3 separate regions of the Homo sapiens genome follow, and all the other regions are linked to region 1. The links are chromatin contacts, found by Hi-C or POLR2A ChIA-PET in ENCODE. All regions are on one chromosome and are shown on one strand. Each heading gives the region's core, a stretch centred on a gene start or an enhancer-like site at or near the end of the contact. The rest is flanking DNA. Distances are from core to core; before and after follow the strand shown.

The links. A loop is a pair of places that touch in the nucleus more often than their neighbours do. ChIA-PET counts read pairs that join two places held with the same protein, here RNA polymerase II (POLR2A). Pooled maps may share reads with other maps.
Region 2: a pooled map shows a loop between it and region 1 (4-fold over the local background). The contact joins the promoter of CDCA3 here to the enhancer-like site in region 1. A Hi-C loop is called at or near these places in 1 of 37 single-sample maps with no recorded cell type and 11 of 50 pooled maps. POLR2A ChIA-PET finds 5 or more read pairs at or near these places in 3 of 52 experiments (PC-3, PC-9 and activated T-cell).
Region 3: a loop to region 1 is called in a pooled map, with 2.8 times the contacts of the local background. The contact joins the promoter of SPSB2 here to the enhancer-like site in region 1. A Hi-C loop is called at or near these places in 6 of 50 pooled maps. POLR2A ChIA-PET finds 5 or more read pairs at or near these places in 2 of 52 experiments (GM12878 and PC-9).

The regions. Positions count from the first base shown.
Region 1 is chr12:6,322,046-6,325,611 of GRCh38, reverse strand. All of the region lies in intron 13 of PLEKHG6 (pleckstrin homology and RhoGEF domain containing G6), which reads right to left. Among named protein-coding and RNA genes, the nearest start is that of PLEKHG6, 13 kb to the right of the region's middle. RefSeq lists enhancers at 516-1,055, 1,056-1,597, 2,041-2,130, 2,181-2,250, 2,139-2,680. Within about 2 kb of position 2,176, at least 30 of the 41 ENCODE cell types and tissues checked have a DNase peak (open chromatin) inside an H3K27ac peak, as active enhancers do; they include GM12878, PC-3 and PC-9, where a contact is called at or near this core.
Region 2 is chr12:6,848,721-6,852,541 of GRCh38, reverse strand. It overlaps CDCA3 (cell division cycle associated 3), which reads left to right and starts at 1,256. Exons shown (of 6, transcript NM_031299.7): 1 at 1,256-1,320; 2 at 1,533-1,709; 3 at 1,946-2,075; 4 at 2,684-2,977; 5 at 3,113-3,219; 6 at 3,344-3,714. The coding sequence starts at 1,590. The coding sequence ends at 3,499. USP5 (ubiquitin specific peptidase 5) reads right to left here and starts at 392. Exons shown (of 20, transcript NM_001098536.2): 1 at 252-392. The coding sequence starts at 362. RefSeq lists enhancers at 1-370, 641-690, 1-754, 761-1,040 and silencers at 421-530, 1,201-1,250.
Region 3 is chr12:6,871,031-6,874,715 of GRCh38, reverse strand. SPSB2 (splA/ryanodine receptor domain and SOCS box containing 2) reads left to right here and starts at 1,413. Exons shown (of 3, transcript NM_032641.4): 1 at 1,413-1,470; 2 at 1,719-2,478; 3 at 3,397-3,685. The coding sequence starts at 1,815. The coding sequence ends at 3,524. RefSeq lists silencers at 1,004-1,453, 2,634-2,753 and enhancers at 1,844-2,083, 3,410-3,685.

The sequences.
Region 1 (3,566 bases), core at 927-3,426:
GGCAGAGGTGGGCTTTGTCCCAGGCTGAGGACTCTGCTGTCCTTCAGAGGGAGGAAAGTTCCTAGAAGGCTGAGGAGAGGACGCATTATATTATCTGCCTTCTCCCTCCCTCAGCGATTTCATACAGGTACCATCAAAAGGAAATAGCGCCACCTGAGAAAAAATTTTCAAAGCACTTTTGCACATGTGGTCATTTGATACACATCATTGCCCTGTGGTGTGGAGAACATGAATGTTAGCCCATTTTACAGACAAGAAACCTAGACCTAGAGAGGTGAAGTGACTTGCTCAAGGTGCCACAGGTATGGAGAAGCAGAGCTGGGACAGGGCCTTGCTCTTTGAGTCCTAGTTCAGTCACTGCAACACTTTCAAGGACAGCCTTGAAGGGTAAAGAGTTACAGAAGGTCGGTTGTTGGCTTGGGGAGGGGGAGGGGGAGGGAGAGGGAAGAGAAGGTGGCAGAGCTGAGGTTGGAGGCGGAGGCAAGCCTTGGCAAAAGGGAGGTACTGGTGGCTGCTGTGGGCAGCACTGATATCAGGACTTGCTGGTATGGCCATATCCTTGTTAAAATATTGAAGTCTTCCATGCTGGTAAGGGAATGGCTGCTGCCTGGGCCTCAACCACTTCCCCCATCCCCATGATCTAGCAACTAAGGGAGATAACCTCTGGCACAGCAGAGGACCTCTAGTGCAGCGCTCCTTTCTGATTGGTTGATGCCCATGCTATACTAATTGTTAAATATTTCCACTATCTCCCCAGCTTGAAGTATATGAGCCAGCAACTCCTGGGCACCTGGACTTTCCCAAAGCCTCTCAAGAAACCCGGGGAGCAGCTGGGTCAGGACAAGAGACGAAATGGATGAACAGGGATAGGAAAATGACACCAGGCTTATAGTTCCCATTCTGCTTTTTCTGGCTCTCCAGTCACTTATTCCCAAGGCTGACAGCATTCTCATAAGATGTGGTCTGTTGGCCGGAGCAGGGGAGGGTACCTGGGGGTAGGAAACCTGCCAGGGCCGGGACCTGGGGCAGGACTCCCTCTTTCCCAGGCCTCATCTCCCAACTCCATGTGAAGGGAGGGAAGAAGTGAGAAAAGAGAGGGTGGAGGCGCTGGGCCGATCTGCTTGTCCTGCTGGGGTGCCCTTTTGCCCCACAGGACCCAAATTCAGGTTTGTGTTTCGGGTGCCAAGGAAGGGATGTTACGGGAAAGAAGAACTGGAAGGAAGCAGGGTTTCTGTAAGGGACGTTCAATGCCATCATCTCTGCTAAACTTGCCCCTTGCCCGACCCCAGGAAGAGGCTGGAGGAGGCGGCGGGGGGGGGAGGGGGGCGAGGGGGAGCCCCGAGTACGGGGTAGGGGGTCGGGGGAATGGGCGGGATGGGGCTCTTGGAGGTGCCTCCCAGCGAGCCCAAAGCCTCTCCAGCAACCCTGGGAGAATTTTCTCGGCTTGGTTAAGAGGAGAGACACATGGGGGCAGAGGGGACGGGAAAGGAAAAGGAAATTGGCGCTTAAGCCAGAATGTGACCCCCCTACAAAACTGAGAAGAGGAAGGGAGGGCCCCTAGCAGGATTCTTCTTCCTTTGTACCCATGGAGAGGAAATGCCTCCTTTCCCTGCTGTCTCTGGGGTGGCTCCTAGATTCACCCACTCTCCTCCCAGAACTCCCCAGTGCCGGACTAAAACCGAACTCTGAAACGTGCCCACTGACTTCCTGAGCAACAGATGCGGATGCGTTTCCCCAGTCAGCAGCAGGCCCTACCCAGGCCCCAAAGACCACCCCTTTCTTCTAATGATGACAACGGCAAACATTTATGGAGTGCCCATACAGTGCTGGGCCTTGTGCCTGGCCACTTGCGGACTGTCTGTCCTGCGTGCACTGCAACTCCCCAAGAGGTGAAGTAACTCCCTGACAGCTGCTCGGGCCTCTCCTTCAGACCCTGGCTCTTAGCCTCGGCTGCCTCCTTCAGTCTCCCTGCTTTAATTTCTTGGTCGCCATCTCTGACGGCTCTTTCTGTTCCTGTCTCTGTTCCTTTTCCTCTTCTCAGTCCCTGGGCATTCCCCAAGATTCAGTCTCTTCTCCCTGGAGAAGCTTACTTTCTCTAAAAGTGTGAGTCATCACAGCTAGACCCGCTAGGAATAAATCTGCAAGTCAACGTTTCTGCCAGGGTGAGAAAACAATAGTCTGCCCCCTGGGGATTGCTCTATGAAAGGGACCAACAGAGTTTCTACTGCCCTCTTCAGTGTATAAAGACTGATGGCTCTAGAGAGGATTCCCTAATAATCTGGTGTGAGACAATAGCAGGAAAAGTCATTTCAAAGTTTCAGTTTTCTTTGTTTTGCTAAGGAAGGCCAGGGAGCCTTGGTGCATATCTTGGTTATAGATCTTGACAGATCTTTCCTGTTAGCCTGGAGTGAGACTACCAGGGGACTGAGTTGTTTTGCATAGTAAAATACCCGTAATTTTCAGTAGCTCTTGGGATTCTGAAAGGGAGAAGGTGAGAGTCTGGCTGTTGTTCTGTGACTAAAAACCAAAAAAAAGAGGAGAAAGTTCTGAAGGTGGAGGTGGCAGTTCCGAAGGAAAAAAGGCAGCCTGCCATTCACTGCCAGCCCCACTGGCTATCCTGGGGAGTTGGGGCTCTAGGGACACCGATGCCACTAGCTTGCGCTTTTGTCCCTGGGCTCCCCCTTGAGCCTCTAGCCTTCAGGAAAATGTTTTATTTAACTTTTTTTTTTTTTAGACAAGGTCTCACCCTGTTGTCTGGGTTGTAGTGCAGTGGTGGGAACATAGCTCACCGCAGGCTCTATCTCCCGGGTTCAAGTGATCCTCCCACCTCAGCCTCCCGAGTAGCTGGGACTACAGGCATGCGCCACCAGGCCCAGCTAATTTTTGTATTTTTTGTAAAGATGGGGTTTTGCCATGTTGGCCAGGCTGGGTCTTGAACTTCTGGTCTCAAGCCATCTGCCTGCCTCAGCCTCTCAAAGTGCTGGGATTAGAGGAGGTGAGCCACTACGCCTGGCCAAGAAAATTTGATTAACCACCAGAATGATGTCACTTGCCAGTCAGTCCAGCCTAGTGGAAAGTGTGTTTAGGCTTAGGTGGAAGTGGTGGAGAGAAGTCCCTGCCATGCAGAGGGGACAGTGAACCGAGCCGGAAGCAGGGGACAGGGCAGATGGGAGACCACTGTCATCACAAAACCCACCTGCCTCCCCTTGGGGTGTGTTTTTTGTCCTCCTCTTTCACTTGAATTCCAGGTCTTTGTTTCTGTTTCTTTTGTTCCCAAAGCCCCTAAGATATCTCCACTAGGTTATATCTTGGCTGCCTCAATTTCAAAGCGCTGCTGTTTAAATATTCCTACAGTAAAGCCACCTCACTGAGGAAGCAATAACTAAACAAACACATTTCCCTTTCCCTTTCTAATGACTGCATTTCTGTCTGGGGTCCCATTGCCAATGCAGTGTTCCAAACTGAAGCTTCGGGAGGCCAACTGTGCTCTTTGCCGCTGGGTATCTGGAGTTCCTGAGCCTGTGCCCAGTGCTGGCCCCAGGCTGTGTGCCTAAGCCGAATGACAG
Region 2 (3,821 bases), core at 7-2,506, 530 kb before region 1:
AGTGAGTGACTACAATGCCCACAGTGCTCCACGAAGCGGGGAGCCGGAGAGGTGAGCGCGGCGGCTTCCGGGGACGGTAGTCACACGACAGCCGCAGTTAATGAAAGGCAACGGCAGAGTGGAGCGTGGGAGACTACAAGTCCCATGGTGCATCGCAGGGAGGCGGTAGCCCAAGCCTTGCAGGCCCCAGCGGAATGACCAGGGCGATGGAAGGAAGTCGTGCTCGTTGCGGGCGTGGGGAATGGGCTTACCGGCGTGTCGAAGGAGAAGGCGCACTCGTCTTTGTGGACCCGGTCTCCAGCCTTAGGGACCCGGATCGTCGGTAATACTGACAGCAGCGCCTCCTCACTCAGCTCCGCCATGACACCGGCAGCAGCTTCTCCACACACGGCGGCTCCCACCGTTCCCAGTCCCCTCCCCTGCCCCTCCCGTCCAATGAGCGCCACTCGTTAGGGGCATGCGCCGCGGAGACGACGCGCGAGAATGGCAGTTGGACGGAGCCTGCCTGCCGGTGCTCCGCCCCTGCCCCGCGCTTGACTGACGCCAATGAGAAGCGCTCCTAAGGCAATTGATGGTTGAAAGAACCAATCCCACTCCTCCAGGGCGGGAGCGCACGTAGAGCAGCTAGGTGGGCTTCGGGGTTGCAGCTGCTGCGGCTCCGCAGCTGCTCCGGCTCCGGGACCCTTAGAGTCCATTCGCGTGCCTTCTATTGAAGAGCAGGAACTGACGGTTGTTTTAGGCCTCTCAATTCCAGAAAGTTTCCTGGGGACCTGTCCGGTCGGAAAGTCGAGGGACAGTTGTCTTGGTATTTGTAAAGGGGGTATCCAGTGAGGCGGAGCTTGAGGGGGTTGTGTCGAGTGACTGATACAGCTGTCAACCAATAAAGCTACTATCGCTCGCCTCAGGAAAACCATCACAACTCCAGCTGGATGTGCGCATAATAGTGTAATCACTCATGATTCTATTTTGTTTAATAATTCGTTCTTGAGACTAGACGTCTCGAAAGCGAAGACTGGCACTCCTCAGCCTGCCACGGACGGCTCGCAGGCCGATACTGAACAGAAGTACCCTTATCAAGGAGGCGTCACCCCTGGGCAAGCCTAGCATCAGTCCATTGACACCTACAGTCACCATGATAGACGTTCTCCCAGACCAACAGCTTCCTTTGGCTCGAGGCGGGTCTTACGTGGAGGGCCTATGGGAACTACGTCGGCTCAGCCAATAGGGTCAGGGCAGGGGGCGTGGCGGGAAGTTTGAAACTGGTAACTTCGGGAGTTGAGCCACGAGCTGTTGTGCATCCAGAGGTGGAATTGGGGCCCGGTAAGTGATTTGAATAATTTAATAAATAAGTTAGAGGGCTCAGCAGGCCCAGAACGAGCCATTTTGTCAGCTGCAGCAGTCATTAACTCCGCAGAGGCCTCTGGTCCCTCGCCAGGAAGTTTCTTCACTGGAAACTGGGAAGACAGGGTGGTTTAGGGTTGAAGGTCCGACGTGGAAGAGATAAGGGCTGAGACCTGAGTCACTTCTCACAGGCATTCCCTCCTCGTCCCGGGCTGGCCCTTGCCCCCACCCTGCAACTCCTGGTTGAGATGGGCTCAGCCAAGAGCGTCCCAGTCACACCAGCGCGGCCTCCGCCGCACAACAAGCATCTGGCTCGAGTGGCGGACCCCCGTTCACCTAGTGCTGGCATCCTGCGCACTCCCATCCAGGTACTCTGGGCCAGCGTGGGAAAGGCAGAGAATGTCTGAATTCTTGGGTCTCTTCCTAACCTGATTTTGAGAGAGCCGTCATGACCCCACCCTTATCCTAGCCTTATTTTCTGCAATCTCAATCTGTGTGGGGTAGGCTGGATATCTGAGGGCCTTGGCAATTCCTTCCTGGAATATGGGGAGGAGAGGAGAGAAGAGTCAGGGCCCAGACTTGTTCTAGCCTATGGTCTTGACAGGTGGAGAGCTCTCCACAGCCAGGCCTACCAGCAGGGGAGCAACTGGAGGGTCTTAAACATGCCCAGGACTCAGATCCCCGCTCTCCTACTCTTGGTATTGCACGGACACCTATGAAGACCAGCAGTGGAGGTAAGCGTTGGGCCCAGGGAATGCTGATGAAGCTGTCATCTATTATTCTTGGGTAGGGTCCATGAAGCCATTCTCTCAGGGTTCCTTAAAGGGGCCTCTATCCTCCTGCTTCGGACCCATCTCACTCTTATCTCAATATTTTGTTCCCAGCCTGGGTGCGGTGGCTCATGCCTGTAATCCCAGCACGTTGGAAGGCCGGGGTGGTCAGATCGCTTGAGCCCAGGAGTTCAAGACCAGCCTAGGCAACATGGCAAAACCCCATCTCTAGAAAAAATACACACACATAACACACACACACACACACAAAAGCACGGTGGCATGGGCCTGTGATCCCAGCTACTCAGGAGGCTGAAGTGGGAGGATTGCTTGAGCCCACAAGGTCAAGGCTGCAGTGAACTGTGATCACGCCACTGCACTCCAGCCTGGGGGACAGAGCAAGCCCCATCTCAAAAAAAAAAAAAATTGCTCCCTTTCACCTTGATTTCCTTGATTTCTCTCTTCCCACTTGCTCACCCTCCTGGGCATGAGTCCTGGGTTTCTGTATGTTTTGCTCCTTGCTGAATGTTGTGTATCAGAAGGTCACTGTTCACTTCACTTTCTTCCTCTAGACCCCCCAAGCCCACTGGTGAAACAGCTGAGTGAAGTATTTGAAACTGAAGACTCTAAATCAAATCTTCCCCCAGAGCCTGTTCTGCCCCCAGAGGCACCTTTATCTTCTGAATTGGACTTGCCTCTGGGTACCCAGTTATCTGTTGAGGAACAGATGCCACCTTGGAACCAGACTGAGTTCCCCTCCAAACAGGTGTTTTCCAAGGAGGAAGCAAGACAGCCCACAGAAACCCCTGTGGCCAGCCAGAGCTCCGACAAGCCCTCAAGGGACCCTGAGACTCCCAGATCTTCAGGTACAGAATCTAAGGCAAGATGCAGGGAAGATAAACTAGGATAATGTTTTGGGATAAGGTCCATGGGTGAGTGTGGGAGGAATAAACTGTAAGTCCTAGTTTTGGGTCCTTGCTTTAACGCCTTACCCACCCCAGGTTCTATGCGCAATAGATGGAAACCAAACAGCAGCAAGGTACTAGGGAGATCCCCCCTCACCATCCTGCAGGATGACAACTCCCCTGGCACCCTGACACTACGACAGGTAAAGGAAGAGAAAGTGCAAGCTGTTACTAGGATATCCAACGTAGAGGGTGGGAGACCCTTTTACCCAGATCTTCCCTCTTCTGAACAGCAACTCCCCCCAACTCATACACTGCCGTTTTCAGGGTAAGCGGCCTTCACCCCTAAGTGAAAATGTTAGTGAACTAAAGGAAGGAGCCATTCTTGGAACTGGACGACTTCTGAAAACTGGAGGACGAGCATGGGAGCAAGGCCAGGACCATGACAAGGAAAATCAGCACTTTCCCTTGGTGGAGAGCTAGGCCCTGCATGGCCCCAGCAATGCAGTCACCCAGGGCCTGGTGATATCTGTGTCCTCTCACCCCTTCTTTCCCAGGGATACTGAGGAATGGCTTGTTTTCTTAGACTCCTCCTCAGCTACCAAACTGGGACTCACAGCTTTATTGGGCTTTCTTTGTGTCTTGTGTGTTTCTTTTATATTAAAGGAAGTAATTTTAAATGTTACTTTAAAAAGGTATATGTAAACCTTGCACCGAGTTTTCTGTGTGTAGAATGGCGGCCTAGAGAGCTTGCGTTCCCTGGCCTGAGCCCACTGATGCTCTGAGCCTTCTTTGCACATCTCCC
Region 3 (3,685 bases), core at 164-2,663, 550 kb before region 1:
TAACTACCATCATTGCTCCTATTTTACATAACAGAAAACTACAGAAATCTGGGGCTGGGCGTAGTGGCTCATGCCTGAAATCCCAGCACTTTGGGAGACCCTGTCTCTAAAAAAAATTTTTTTTTGGCCGGACGTGGTGGCTCACACCTGTAATCTCAGCACTTTGGGAGGCTAAGGCAGGCAGATCACAAGGTCAGGAGTTCTAGACCAGCCTGGCCAACATGGCAAAACCCTGTGTCTACTAAAAATACAAAAAATAGCTAGGCGTGGTGGCAGGTGCCTGTAATCCCAGCTACTCAGGAGGCTGAGGCAGGAGAATCCCCTGAACCTGGGAGATGGAGGTTACAGAGAGCCGAGATCGTGCCGCTGCACTCCAGCCTGGGCAACAAGAGCAAGACTCTGTCTCGAAAAAAATAAAAATAAAAATAAAAATATTTTTTTAAAAATTAGCTGGGTGTGGTAGCACATGCCTGTAGTCCCAGCTACTTGGGAGGCTGAGGTAGGAGGATCACTTGAGCCCAGGAGGTCAAGGCTGCAGTGGGCTGTGATGGCGCCACTGCACTCTAGCCTTGGTGACAGCAAGACCCTGTCTCAAAAAAAAAAAAAAGAGAAATCGGGCAACTTCCCCAAGATCGCGCAGTTAACTAGTGGCATAGCTTCACTCAAACTCGAAGTCTTAATCAGGACACTCTACCAAATGAGATCAACGGCTCAGTAATGGATTGGCATCCAGTATGAAGACTGGACCAGCAGGGAGAACTATGATGCGTACAGCCTAGAGCCTGAAGCAGATTTCACAGCCTCAGAGGTGGCACAGGCTGACTCACAACCCGGGGCAGAAAGGGACCAGCCCAGAAACAGTGACCCAGAATCACAGGGAAGTAGAAATGGGATTCGGCACAATGAAGCCCCTCCTTGACCCCATGCTCCTTACCCTCAGGGGCGCAGGAGTTAGTCGCTCAGGCGGCTCAAAGGTCTTGACGGTGGAGAACACCATCCCCAGGGATTCCCGACGCGGTGATGCCATCAAAGCGTTAATTCTGAGATGGGCCTGCCCGGGTGCGGACTCTGCCGCAGCAAGAGAAGGGTTAACTGCCCCGGGCCTTCGCCGTGGGGGCGGGGCCTCGGGGAGGGTCACAGCCCGGGACTGAGACCCGAGGTTAACCGCCCGGGGTGGGCTCCACGGGGGCGGGGCATGCTCTCCGCGGCTGCTGCCGGTATAGAGCGGTAACTGCCCAGGAGGGGGCGGGGCCCCACAGGGGCGTGGCCTCGGAGCTGCACGGCCGTGGGCGGCGATGAGAGGGTTAAGCCCCAGAGGGCCCTGGAGGGGCGGGGCCGCGGGACGGGCTCGGCCCAAGGGAGGAGCTGGGGGCGGAAGCGGCCGGCGGTCTGCGCCCTGCGCGCCTCGGCTTCTTTCCGCCCGGCTCCTTCAGAGGCCCGGCGACCTCCAGGGCTGGGAAGTCAACCGAGGTTCGGGGGCAGCGGCGAGGGCTCCGGGCGAGTAAGGGGGATGGTCCATGCTGAGGCCCAAATGGGGCGAACTCGCGAGAGTCTCTGGCGACCTGGATCAGATGGGGCGAGGGCAGATGAAGGGCCCAGGAGCTTTGGGGCAGCGAGGAGGGAGGAGCGGGCCCGTTGGCAAACTTGGGTGAAAGGATGGGGTACCTGGGTGACGAGCCCCCGCCAGGATTCTGCTCTTCACGCCCCTTTTCTCCCAGCTCCCTTCCAGGTCAATCCAAACTGGAGCTCAACTTTCAGAAGAGAAAGACGCCCCAGCAAGCCTCTTTCGGGGAGTCCTCTAGCTCCTCACCTCCATGGGCCAGACAGCTCTGGCAGGGGGCAGCAGCAGCACCCCCACGCCACAGGCCCTGTACCCTGACCTCTCCTGTCCCGAGGGCTTGGAAGAGCTGCTGTCTGCACCCCCTCCTGACCTGGGGGCCCAGCGGCGCCACGGTTGGAACCCCAAAGACTGTTCAGAGAACATCGAGGTCAAGGAAGGAGGGTTGTACTTTGAGCGGCGGCCCGTGGCCCAGAGCACTGATGGGGCCCGGGGTAAGAGGGGCTATTCAAGGGGCCTGCACGCCTGGGAGATCAGCTGGCCCCTAGAGCAGAGGGGCACGCATGCCGTGGTGGGCGTGGCCACGGCCCTCGCCCCGCTGCAGACTGACCACTACGCGGCGCTGCTGGGCAGCAACAGCGAGTCGTGGGGCTGGGACATCGGGCGGGGGAAGCTGTACCATCAGAGCAAGGGGCCCGGAGCCCCCCAGTATCCAGCGGGAACTCAGGGTGAGCAGCTGGAGGTGCCAGAGAGACTGCTGGTGGTTCTGGACATGGAGGAGGGAACTCTGGGCTACGCTATTGGGGGCACCTACCTGGGGCCAGCATTCCGCGGACTGAAGGGCAGGACCCTCTATCCGGCAGTAAGCGCTGTCTGGGGCCAGTGCCAGGTCCGCATCCGCTACCTGGGCGAAAGGAGAGGTGAGGCCTGGGGCAGACGTGGGGAGAACTTTCTGTCCCTGGTGGCAGTGGTTTGGGATGGAAACTCTTCTGACAAGAGCAGAGGGGATGGACCTTCATCCAGCCTGCCTCAACCTCTGTTCAGTGCTGGGAAAGGCTAGGGGTCTTCACAGCTGTTATTTAATTTAACCCAACAGCAATAGAGGTGAAACAGGCTTGAGAAAGCAACTTTCTCAAGTTCTCTTGGCCAGTAAATGGTGAACCTTCAGAATGGAGGGAGGAACTGCAGGGATGAGAGAATTCAGGAGATATCAACCCCTGAGCAAGAGGTGCAAAGCGTTAGGTACTGGGTTTGATGTACAGGTCCAAAAGAAGGATGGGCAGAGCCAGGTACCCAGGCTGTATACCGGATTCCCTGGGCTCTAACCTGTCTCTGTGCCACATACCTACTTCCTTCCTCAGCCACACCTCTGGATGGAGACACTGGGGCCCTGGGCACCAGGGAGGAGAGCAGTGGAGGAGGCAGGGCCTTAGGGTGGGGCAGCAGGGGAGGAGCCTCCCCAGGAACTGACTGGGTCCAGGGCTTGGAGCTGCTCTCTGCAGTTGTGTGGGCTGTAGAGTGGAGGGCCATCCCTCCTCACCTCAGCCCCAGCTCCCAAGCCTCTGGAGTCAAAGCCTGGGCCAGCTCCACCACTGTCAGAGCCACCTTGGCCTGTTGTTTAGAGGGCCTTAGCCAGCTCTTCACCCCCAGCTCTGACTAGGGATGTGTGAAATCTTATCTGGGAGGCAGAACTTCCGGGTATCTCAAATTCCCCTTTCAGCCAGGTGGGCACACTCGAAGCAGGAAAGCAGAAAGGCATCTGAGTAGGACCCCGTAGTTTGAGGACATCTGGCTGGTGGCTGCACCCATACTTACATTCCCCTCCTTCTCTCTCCCAGCGGAGCCACACTCCCTTCTGCACCTGAGCCGCCTGTGTGTGCGCCACAACCTGGGGGATACCCGGCTCGGCCAGGTGTCTGCCCTGCCCTTGCCCCCTGCCATGAAGCGCTACCTGCTCTACCAGTGAGCCCTGTGATACCACAGACTGTGCTGAGGTCTTGCCACCACCCCTCCCCTTGGGGAGGTGGGGAGGCACTGCTGGCCTAGACCAGCTGCTGAAAGCTGGTGAGGCTGAGCCCCTACCCCAACCCAAGCTCTGCGGAAATCAACAGCCCCAGAGCCACTTGG